Linked DNA regions of Homo sapiens: region 1 is linked to region 2. A link is a loop called in an ENCODE intact Hi-C map of the cell type or tissue named here. Cell type or tissue: HCT116. All regions are shown on one strand. Each heading gives the region's core, and the rest is flanking DNA. Links, peaks and the distances in the headings are about the cores only. Region 1 has its middle 6.4 kb from the start of CCNF. Region 2 overlaps ABCA3 (ATP binding cassette subfamily A member 3).

What was found. Peaks named below come from ENCODE experiments on the same cell type or tissue, not always from the same donor. Only the 100,000 strongest peaks of a DNase experiment are listed, where the experiment ranks them.
Region 1: a loop joins it to region 2, with 2.5 times the contacts of the local background. A loop is called at or near these places in 6 of 110 quality-filtered maps.

Annotation. Positions count from the first base shown.
Region 1 is chr16:2,420,357-2,425,724 of GRCh38, forward strand. It overlaps the pseudogene ABCA17P. Among named protein-coding and RNA genes, the nearest start is that of CCNF, 6.4 kb to the right of the region's middle. RefSeq lists enhancers at 2,003-2,052, 2,334-3,099, 4,223-4,335 and a silencer at 2,772-3,066. In HCT116, for the core only: a CTCF peak has its summit at 2,949; a DNase peak (open chromatin) is centred at 2,935.
Region 2 is chr16:2,294,104-2,299,428 of GRCh38, forward strand. ABCA3 (ATP binding cassette subfamily A member 3) reads right to left here. Exons shown (of 33, transcript NM_001089.3): 14 at 5,300-5,325; 15 at 4,283-4,437; 16 at 3,663-3,818; 17 at 3,226-3,436; 18 at 1,487-1,637. Among named protein-coding and RNA genes, the nearest start is that of MIR4717, 22 kb to the left of the region's middle. In HCT116, for the core only: a CTCF peak has its summit at 2,679 (motif pointing right); a DNase peak (open chromatin) is centred at 2,718.

The DNA.
Region 1 (5,368 bases), core at 72-5,071, 130 kb after region 2:
TATGAAATGTCCAGAATAGGCAAAGCCATGGAGACAGGAAGCTTATTAGTGGTAGTCAGGTGCTGGAGGTGTTAAAGGGAACGCGGAGTGACTACTCATGGGTACAGGGTTTCTTTTGGGAACAATGAAGTGTTTAAAGTTGAGTGTGATGATGGATGTGAACGTGCTGAGAGCAGTTGAACTGTACACATTGGTGAATTATGTGGTATGTGCATTGTATCTTAATAAAGCTGTTATAAAAAGAAGGAGGAAAAGGGGGAAGCCCCACTCTGGGAACCAAAGCCGGGCCCTTAGTTGTGTGAGGTCTCCGTAACATTCTTCCACACTGACAGCCGTCTCCCTTACCTCTCTTTCACTAAGCAGACACTCCATGTGGTTTCCTTTCTTTCCCTCCCTCCCTCCCTCCCTCTCTCTCTTTTCCTTCCCCTTCCTCTCCCCCTTCCCCTTCCTCCTTTCTTAGAGTCTCCCTCTGTCTCCCAGGCTAGAGTGCAGTGGCATGATCTCAGTTCACTGTAACCTCTGCCTCCTGGGTTCAAGCAATTCTTATGTCTTAGCCTCCGGAGTAGCTGGGATTGCAGGTGTGTGCCATGTTCGCCAGGCTGGTCTCAAACTCCTGGCTTCAAGTGATCCACCTGCCTAGCCTCCCAAAGTGCTGGGATTACAGGCGTGAGCCACCGTGCCCAGCCTCCATGTGGTTTTCTGTTTTGCACTCTGTAAAATCCTTCCCATCCTCCAACCTCAGGCAGTGGAGCCCAGGGTTGTCCAGCTGTTTGAATAGGGAGAAGAGGGGAGAAAATAGGAGGGAAAAACAGTGGTTACTTCTCAGAAATGGCATCCCACTCTTTCCAGCACCTGGGAGTAGATGAACATGGACACAAACCAGGGTGGTCAGCTGCAAGTTCAGAAAGGCAAAAACCTGAGGTCAGGAGTTTGAGACCAGCCTGGCCAACATGGTGAAACCCCCTCTCTACTAAAAATACAAAAAATTAGCTGGGCGTAGTGGCGTGCACCTGTAGCCCCTGCTACTCAGGGGGCTGAGAGGAGAATGGCTTGAACCCAGGAGGCAGAGGTTGCAGTGAGCTGAGATCACACCACTGCAATCCAGCCTGGGCAACAGAGTGAGACTGTCCCAAAAAAAAAATAAATAAATAAAAGCGAAAGCCTGGAAATGAGTCAAATGAAATTTTTAAACAGCTAAATGAAATCTAGAAGCCTTCCCTGGATAACTAAGAAGCAGTTAAAATAAGTGGGGGTAGATCTGTATTTACTGACCTAGGAATATCTTTAAGACATAATATTGAGTAAGAAAAGCATGTTGGCTGGCCACGGTGACTCATGCCTGTAATCTCAACACTTGGGGAGGCTGAGGCAGGTAGATCATGAGGCCAGGAGTTCGAGACCAGCCTGACCAACATGGTGAAACCCTGTCTCTACTAAAAATACAAAAATTAGCCAGGTGTGGTGGCGTGCACATGTAAACCCAGCTACTCAGGAGGCTGAGGCAGGAGAATTGCTTGAGCCTGGGAGGCAGAGGTTGCAGTGAGCCAAGATCACGCCACTGCACTCCAGCCTGGCGACAGAGCGAGACTCCATCTCAAAAAAAGAAAATAAAAAAGAAAAGCATGTTACAGAATGGTAGATATGGGATGATACCATTTGGCAAAAACAGCACCCAGCCAGTCCTGAGCAAGGAGCACAGGCCCACGCAGGTGCCTTTGCCAACACAGAAGTGTAGAGGGTGCACAGCTGCCTGGCCACAGTGGGCTGAGCCAACAGACTGCAGGAGTCTTTGCATGAATATTTTACAAAGAAAATCTATTTGCAGATTACATGCCTAATAGAAAATATTTCTAAAGGGGAAAAAAGCAAAGCAAGCCTCTTGTATTGACTGGATGCTTCAAAGGCACCAGGAAGTAGGGAGGCACTGTGTGCTGAGGTTTCACACTGGGTGGGCTGGAGGAGGAGCCAAACAAGCGCTCCACCCTGTCCACAACACCAGCAGCAAGGGCTGTCCCAGGCTCCCTTACATTACTCTACTTCCACTCACAGCCCCTTAGTAGTGTGCCTGTGCATTCACATGGCAGATGCGGGTAGTGGCAGAGGCAGCAGCCTGGAGCAAGACCAGCAGGTGTCCAGGCCCTTGCCTCATTGGAGGCTTGGTGAGCCTGGTGGGAGGAGGTTTCTTCTGACGTGCCTCCCTCTCCGGGCTGTTTTCTGACCCAGGTATGGCGGTGGATTGGTTACTGTCCTCAGTTTGATGCTCTGCTGAACTTCATGACAGGCCATGAGATGCTGGTCATGTATGCCCAGATCGGGGGCATCCCAGAGCACCCCATCAGTGCTTGTGTGGACCAGATTCTTGAGGATTTAGTCATGTACATGTACGCCAACAAGCTGGTCAAGACCTACAGGTGAGATCTGGGGCTTCCTTCAGGCCCTCCACCTCCAGTTACAAGATAAGTTCCAGTTCTTCCCAGACCTGGAGAGCAGGGCAAAGCCCCCAGCTCTGGGCATGAGGTCACTGCGCAGGTGGTTGGGGGCGGCCTGCAGGAAGAGGTAAGTGGCCTGGGCTGCCTCAAGGCACCCCTTCCTCTTGGTCCTGGGCTTGACTGGATTATGAAGCTGACCCAGGCCAAAGGCAGCTTACGTGGCTGAGGTCAGGCAGATGGCACCACAGGTGTTACTGTCCTGATAAGGTGAGGACGGACCTTTCTCCCTGCCACTTTATGAAGGGCTATTTTCAGTAAGTTTGCATTTTAAGCCCAGAGTTACCTCATACCACTGGGTCTGCGGTACTTGAACTACTGATGTTCTGCTAAGGCGCATGGGGTATTTCTCAGGCTTCTGTTGTCAGTGATAGAAGCCCGACTCCAATTAAAGCAAGGCCACAGGCCCCGCAGGTCCAAGGACTCCCTTCGTGTTGTGTGCAGCGCCCCCGGAGGCACACAGCGGTACTGCACACCCAGGATTGGGAGGTAGAGGTGCCCACGCCTCTAGCAAAGTGAGCCCGGGGTCAGATGATGATGTCCCTTGGGTCTTCTCTCTTTGGTGGCTCCTGTTTCAAGCAGGTTTTTACGTTTCCCTGCATCTTCTGAAGATCAAATGAGTTCACATTTGCGAAGTTTAGAACAGTGTGTTGCACATAGTAAATGCTATATGGTTTTTTTGTTTGGTTTTGTTTTTTAGAGTTTTCACTCTTGTTGCCCAGGCTGAAATGCAATGGCATGATCTCAGCTCACTGCAACCTCTGCCTCATGGGTTCAAGTAATTCTCCTGCCTCAGCCTCCCGAGTAGCTGGGATTACAGGTGCCCACCAACACGGCCAGCTAATTTTTGTATTTTTAGTAGAGACAGGGTTTCACCATGTTGGCCAGGCTGGTCTCAAACTCCTGACTTCAGGTGATCCACCCGCCTCAGCCTCCCAAAGTGCTGGGATTACAGGTGTGAGCCACCATGCCCATCCAGTTTTTTTTTTTTAAGTTAGCTAAGATGGGCCAATGCCTTTCCTCTCAGATGGAGAGGTGCTTGCCCTCAACACTTCAAACCCTCAAAGAAGACTCGTCGGCCGTGTGCTCACCCTGGACTCATCCCTGTGTCCAGGGGAACAAGTTATTTCCTGAGTGGATAGCCCAAGCCACAATTCAGCTCTGGGTGAAAGTGGTGGACTGCATTGCTGAAAGCCCCATGAGGGGTGTGGGAATACTTCCTGAATAGAGAAGGAAAGGGGGTGAGTGTTGAGCCGGCAGTGCTCACTGCTGGAGACTGACCATTGCCGTCACCCAACCTTCTCCCTTCCACCCCCGGTGGTGGTAACAAGCCGAAGTTGAGCACTGGCATTGATCGCCCTGATTGGAGAGCCTGCCTTCATCTTCCTGGATGAGCCATCCACTGGCATGGACCCCGTGGCCCGGCGCCTGTTCTGGAATGCTGTGGCACACGCCCACGAGTCTGGCAAGGCCATCATCATCACCTCCCATAGGTAGAGCCTGGGTCTGTGGGTCACTGGAAGTTTCAAAACCAGGTAGGCTGGGAAGAAGCCAGGTGGCCAGAAGACCCATCAGCAACTGGTGGAGAGTCTTTGAGGAGATTCCCTAGGCTCTGCACCTGAGCCACACTCTGAGCATTGGTATCAGGAATGGCCTGATCAGGCCACCAACGCCTTCCTGTCTGCATGAGCCTTTGACACCCCCAGCCCTGTCTCAGGCCCCACCCTCTCCCCAGCATGGAGGAGTGTGAGGCCCTGTGCAGCCGGCGGCCATCATGGTGCAGGGGCAGTTCAAGTGCCTGGGCAGCCCCCAGCACCTCAAGAGCAAGTTCAGCAGTGGCTACTCCCTGCGGGCCAAGGTGCAGAGTGAAGGGCAGCAGGAGGTGCTGGAGGAGTTCAAGGCCTTCGTGGACCTGACCTTTCCAGGTGTGTGCCGGCCCCGGCAGCCCCCACTGGGTGGGCCCTGGGCCCCTGCCTAGGCATTTCCCATCTGCCGTGAGGAGAGTCTGTGCCTCGCCCCTCCCACGTCCCATCTCCCTGATCCCTGGGATGAGGACCCCAATGCCGAGCACCCAGGCACCCTCCCTGATCCTCCAGCCCAGCCGTCACAGCAACGCCATCTCTCCTTCGTGCAGGCAGCGTTCTTGAAGACAAGCACCAAGGCATGGTCCATTACCATCTGCTGGGCCGCGACCTCAGCTGGGCGAAGTTGAGCGCACATTTTTGACGTGACCCACTTTCTGGGGTAACTCTGTCTCTCTCTCTCTCTCTCCCTGTCTTTCTCTCCTCCCCATCCTCCTGAAGTCATGTTCAGTGCTGCCCCTGTCCTCTGCCATCTCCATGGCAACGTTCACGTGGATTTCATAGAACAGAAGGTGTTTCTGCTGGAAGGGACTTTGAAGATTGGCTCCTCCTGCCCACTTATTTCATGGAGAGGAGAGCAGGCCCAGAGAGGGAACACCAGATGCCTGGGGACACACAGCAAGCCAGGGACCCCACCAGGCCTCTGGCCTTCTGACACCACTCCCACCCAAGAGCACAGACAGCTGAGATCCATAGCACTGACTTCTCAGGAGGTGTTCTGGAGCAGCTGAGAGAGGGATGGGCCTCTTTGGGGCCTTGTCACAGTCCCGGAGGCCAGCCCTTCCCACCCTCTCTCCTCCCCCGTGTGCATCTGTGGGACAGCCTGGCCACAGCAGCCTCTTCCCTCCCCTCAGGTGTTTGGCACTCTGGAGCAAGCCAAGAAGTACATGCTGGACAACTACTCAGCAGTCAGGTCACCATGGAGGACGTCTTCCTGAGCTTCGCATGCCCTGTGCCCCTGGTCCAAAGCGAAGACCAACGAGAGCAAGCAGAGCAGGTGGGCTCCTCATCGTGCTCGCT
Region 2 (5,325 bases), core at 326-5,325:
CTGCTCCTGGGTTCAGTGATTCTCCTGCCTCAGCCTCCTGAGTAGCTGGGATTACAGGCACCCACCACCACGCCCGGCTAATTTTTGTATTTTTTTTTTTTTTTAGTAGAGACGAGGTTTCACCGTGTTGGCCAGGATGGTCTCGATCTCCTGACCTCATGGTCCGCCCGCCTTGGCCTCCCAAAGTGCTGGGATTACAGGCGTGCGCCACTATGCACAGCTGCGAAACACTTTCTAAGAATAAAATTAATAGAAGAAGTCACAAGAGAAAGGATGTTGCTACATTAAGTACAAAATCTAGGCCGGGTGCAGTGGCTCACACCTGGAATCCCAGAACTTTGGGAGGCTGAGGCGGAAGGATCACTTAAGCCCAGGAGTTCAAGACCAGCTTGGGCAACATAACAAGACCCCATCTCTACAAAAAAAATAAAAAAACTAGCCGGACATGTTGATACACACCTGTAGTCCCAACTATTCGGGAGGCTGAGGTGGGAGATCACGAGCCCAGGAATTCAAGGCTGCAGTGAGTTGTGATTGCACCACTGCACTCCAGCCTGGGTGACAGAGCAAGACCTTGTTTTTAAAATAAACAAATGTGGCCAGGCATGGTGGCTCATGCCTGACATCTTAGCACTTTGGGAGGCCGAGGTGGGTGGATCACCTGAGGTCAGGAGTTTGAGACCAGCCTGGACAACATGGTAAAACCCCATCTCTACTAAAAATACAAAAATTAGCCGGGTGTGGTGGTGCACGCCTGTAATCCCAGCTACTTGGGAGGCTGAGGCAGGAGAATTGCTTGAACCTGGGAGGCAGAGGTTGCAGTGAGCTGAGATTGTGCCACTGCACTCTGGACTGGGCAGCAGAGTGAGGCTCCATCTCAAAACAAATAATAAATAAATAACAAATAAAATAAATAAATGTAAAATGGAAAAAAATCTGACAAAATCAAACAACAAACTGGAGAAAAGTGCAATAAACTGATATTATCCAGATAATATCCAGACTGATAGATAGTGTCATGGAACACTGGCTTCCCTCCCCTTGCTGGTTCTGCCGTGTGTGTGAGACAGTGATGAGCAGGTGGTAACATCTCCAGCTCTGACACTGAGACCAAATTCACCACCCACATACAAATACAGACTCGGTTTCACGAGTAGTTCTGAGTGCAGCCGCAGCACGTGTTGAGCCTGGTGTCAGAAGGGGGAGTGTGAGCCCTGCATCAGCGCTGAGCACCCTTTTGGTGAGTCAGATACGTGCTTCTCCTTTTCAGGTCCTAATTATGTTTCTCCTTGCTAGGAGGCCTGGCACCTAGGACCCAGCCAAGCAGATTCATCTGGGCTGATGGTGCCCAGGCTGAGGGTCTAAGAGTGCCGACTGGCCAGGCCAGAGAGGGGCAGAGCAGGTGCCTCTGAGCACAAAGCCCTCATGGCCCATGGGGATCCCATCTTGGATGTATACCTGTGCGTGCCCTCCCTGGGAGGCGTACCTGTGCGTGCTCTCTCTGGGAAGGATGAAAGACAGCTCGGCCCCAGCGCTGCTCTCCAGCGTGGCGTTGGGCACGTGGTGGTGGACCAGCTGGGAGATGTCTTCCGGGTTGCAGTGCGGCTCCTTCACCAGCGTCATGTGATAGCCGGCACCTGGAATACAGGGCCACGTGTGAGATCTTTGGCTGATCCCCCAGGTCTCTTCATGCCCACCCCGGGGTCTCTAGGGCTCACACCAGGCAAGCTGGTGGGAAGGAGGCTAGAGAACCGGAGGTGGGCAGCTGAAGCAGAATGAATGTGTCTTGGAGCTCCCTGTGCTGTCCCAAGGGTGTCACCTCCCGCTCCTGCTGGGAAGAGCTGCTGGGGATCTAGGGTGCTGAGCACTGTCAGGGGCACCTGCTGGAAGGTGGGGTCTCCCCCCAGCTATACAAGCACCAGGGAAGGATATCATCAGCAGCGACGGACCACGTGTGAGGGCTTCTGTCTTGTGGGGTTAACACTGATGGTTATGGTGTGGTTCTAGGAAGGGACTGTCAGCAGGAGCAGGAGCAAGAGCTACCGGCTGCAAGACCGCACTGCACGGCACTATCAGAGATGCATCTCACCTCTTTCCCAACGTCACCGTGCAGGAGATGGAATTCCATGTCCTTTTTTTTTTTTTTGAGACAAGTCTCACTCTGTCACCCAGGCTGGAGTGCAGCTGCACAATCTTGGCTCACTGTAACTTCTCCCTCCTTGGTTCAAGTACTTATTCTCCTGCCTCAGCCTCCCCAAGTAGCTGGGATTACAGGCATGCACCACCATACCTGGTTAAGTTTTTGTATTTTAGTAGAGACAGAGTTTTACCATGTTGGCCAGGCTGGTCTTGAACTCCTGACCTCAAGTGATCTGCCTGCCTTGGCCTCCCAAAGTGCTGGGATTATAGGCGGTGAGCCACCACGCCTGGCCCCATGTCCTCTTTAGAGACAAGGATGCCAGGCCCAGGAAGAACAATGGCTCTGCCAACTGGGCAGTGGGGCAGGAAGTGGCTAGTGAAACTCTCAGAGGCCGTGGTGGATGGTTCCTCATCTCCTAACGCCTGCTGTCCTCCCTCTTGGTAACAAAACCCTGGTATCTTGGCTGAGCATGTGGCTGCCCAGGACAAAGGCCATCCCCTCCAGCCTACTGCTGACCACACTGGGTTGCCACTCAGTCACTAGGGGGCAGAAGTGGGACGTGAACTTGGGGGGTGTCCTGAGGGGAGGAGGGCTCCTATGTCTTTGCTCCACCCCGTTGGAATGTGGGGGACGCTGGCACACCCAGATCGTGCTGGACCAGGAGGTGACCTTGAAAGGGAAGCCGTAGTTGCACAGTACAGTCAGAGGTCTGGGCCCAGATCCTGTCAGCCCCTGCTGGCCCTGGCCATGCTGTGAGCTGCTCTCACGTGGGAGCTGCCATGTTGGTGCGTGTGTTGGCCTCTCCAAGGGCAGTGCTGCTCCTAGTGGCACTAGGCTTGGCCTCTGTTCTTCTGGTCATGGCTGAACCACATCCTAACCAAATTGAGACTTTCAGCTCCATTTCCTGCCTCTTCCCTCTCACAAGCCCCCCTGCCTGGTTGGGCTCTCCACCCAGAGGCAACAGACAGGAAGTCTAGAAAAGGCCACCCCTGCCTGATCTGAGGGCCCTTCATGAAGGTAGCAGCCATTCCCTCAGCACGGCAGCCAGGACACCGACCCTGTCGCGGGCTGGCCCCACCGCTCACCGTATTTCTGCTTGAGGAACAGCGAGGACCCGCAGCACTGCAGCTCCCCCTTGGCCATGATGGCGATGCGGTCTCCCAGCAGGTCAGCCTCGTCCATGAAGTGGGTGGTCAGCACGATGGTGCGGTCACTTTTCTGCCGCTGAAGAAGATCCCAGATGGCCCTCCTGGAGATGGCGTCCATGCCCGAGGTGGGCTCGTCCAGTATCAGCACCTGGAGGGAGAGACACAGTCTCGCGACGCTGGTAGAGCCACACCCCGGGCCCAGGCTGGCCTTGCGGTAGGCCCCATCGAGGGGTTCGCGGAGCCGGCTTGAGTCCTCCAAGGATGGTGATGGCCTTGTCTGGGGTGTCAAGGGCCAAGGTGCCCGGGCCATGGCGGAAGGGCCATCCCAGGTCGAGCAGGAGGGGAACCCACTGCCTCCAGTCCCACCGCCACACCTTGGAGCCTGCGATGAGGGCGATGCCGATGGAGAGCTTGCGCCTCATGCCCCCGCTCAGGAAGCGGCTCCGTGAGTTCCACTTGTCCTCCAGGCCGATGATGTGCAGCATCTGCTTGACTTCTTCAGGGCACTTCTGACGTGACAGGCCCTTCAGCTGCAACGACAGGGGACGCAGGGAGATGCAGGGCTCCTGGCGGGAGGCCGACCCTGGCCAGCGAGGTTCTGGTGAGAGGAACCTCTCCTTGACGTAGCTGGGGAGATGCAGGGCTCCTGGCGGGAGGCCGACCACGGCCAGCAAGGTTCTGGTGAGAGGAACCTCTCCTTGACGTAGCTGGGGAGATGCAGGGCTCCTGGCGGGAGGCCGACCACGGCCAGCGAGTTTCTGGTAAGAGGAACCTCTCCTTGACGTAGCTGGGGAGATGCAGGGCTCCTGGCGGGAGGCCGACCCTGGCCAGCGAGGTTCTGGTGAGAGGAACCTCTCCTTGACGTAGCTGGACTCAGAACCCTGGCTCCTGCCCTCCTGGCTCCCTTCCTCCAGTTTAGCTCCTCGGAAGACTGCCCCAGAAACTCGAGCACATCAGTGGAAACACCCCTGCACACCCCTGGCCCCCAACTCACCTGGGCGTAGAAATAAAGGTGCTCTGCGACTGTCAAGTTGTCAAACAGGATGTCGTGCTGCGGGCACAGGCCCAGGCTCTTCCGGATCTGAACCATGTCCTGGGAAATTTCATACCCGCTGATGTATGCCCGTCCACTGGTGGGGGGAAAGAGACCTGGGGCCCAGCAGGAGACCCCACATTCAGCATGAAGATCCTGCTCGTCAGCACCCGCGGTAATGACCCCCCACCCCCTCTCTGTCTCCCCTAATTTCCTCTGAGGACCCTGCCCATGAGAGGGCACGGAACCCCACTCCCACTGGGGTGGGCTTTGGCTGGGCCAGTGGGAAAAAGAAGCGGCATGGAAACAGCCCTGCCACTGGGACGCACAGCTGGTCAGGGAGGAGAAACCCACGACACACACACACAGAGTCACCACAATCAGCCCCCGCCCCGGGTCCCAGCCTGTGCCACTGCCAGACACTTTGGTGCTTGGGGAAGACAGAGTGAAATGCCAGTGGCCGGTGTGGTGCACAGGGGAGAGCTCTCAGAGAGGGGTTTGGTGACAGAATTAGCATGGGGTTGAGCTGCTCCTGCGTGGTGGCCTCTGTTTTCACTGACCCTGTCAAGCTTGGGTATTCACAGACAGAGGCGGTGAGGAGGGCAGGGGTCCCTGGGGGTCCCCCTGCATTCATGGACAGAGGCGGTGAGGAGGGCAGGGGTCCCTGGGGGTCCCCCTGCATTCACGGACAGAGGCGGTGAGGAGGGCAGGGGTCCCTGGGGGTCCCCCTGCATTCACGGACAGAGGCGGTGAGGAGGGCAGGGGTCCCTGGGGGTCCCCCGGCATGTCCCGGACAGAGGCGGTGAGGAGGGCAGTCCCTGCTTGTGCCCCTGGGCCTGCAGGGCTGAGGTGCATCTCCTGCCGCTGTGGTTGGGGAAGGCCCGAAAGCCCCATTGAGGGAGTGAGGCGGGGCTGGCGCTGAGATGGTGTTAAAGGGGGGCCTGCTGGTGGCAGGGGCGTGAGGCGCCTGGCCCTCACCTGTGAGCATGGAGAGGGTGGTGGTC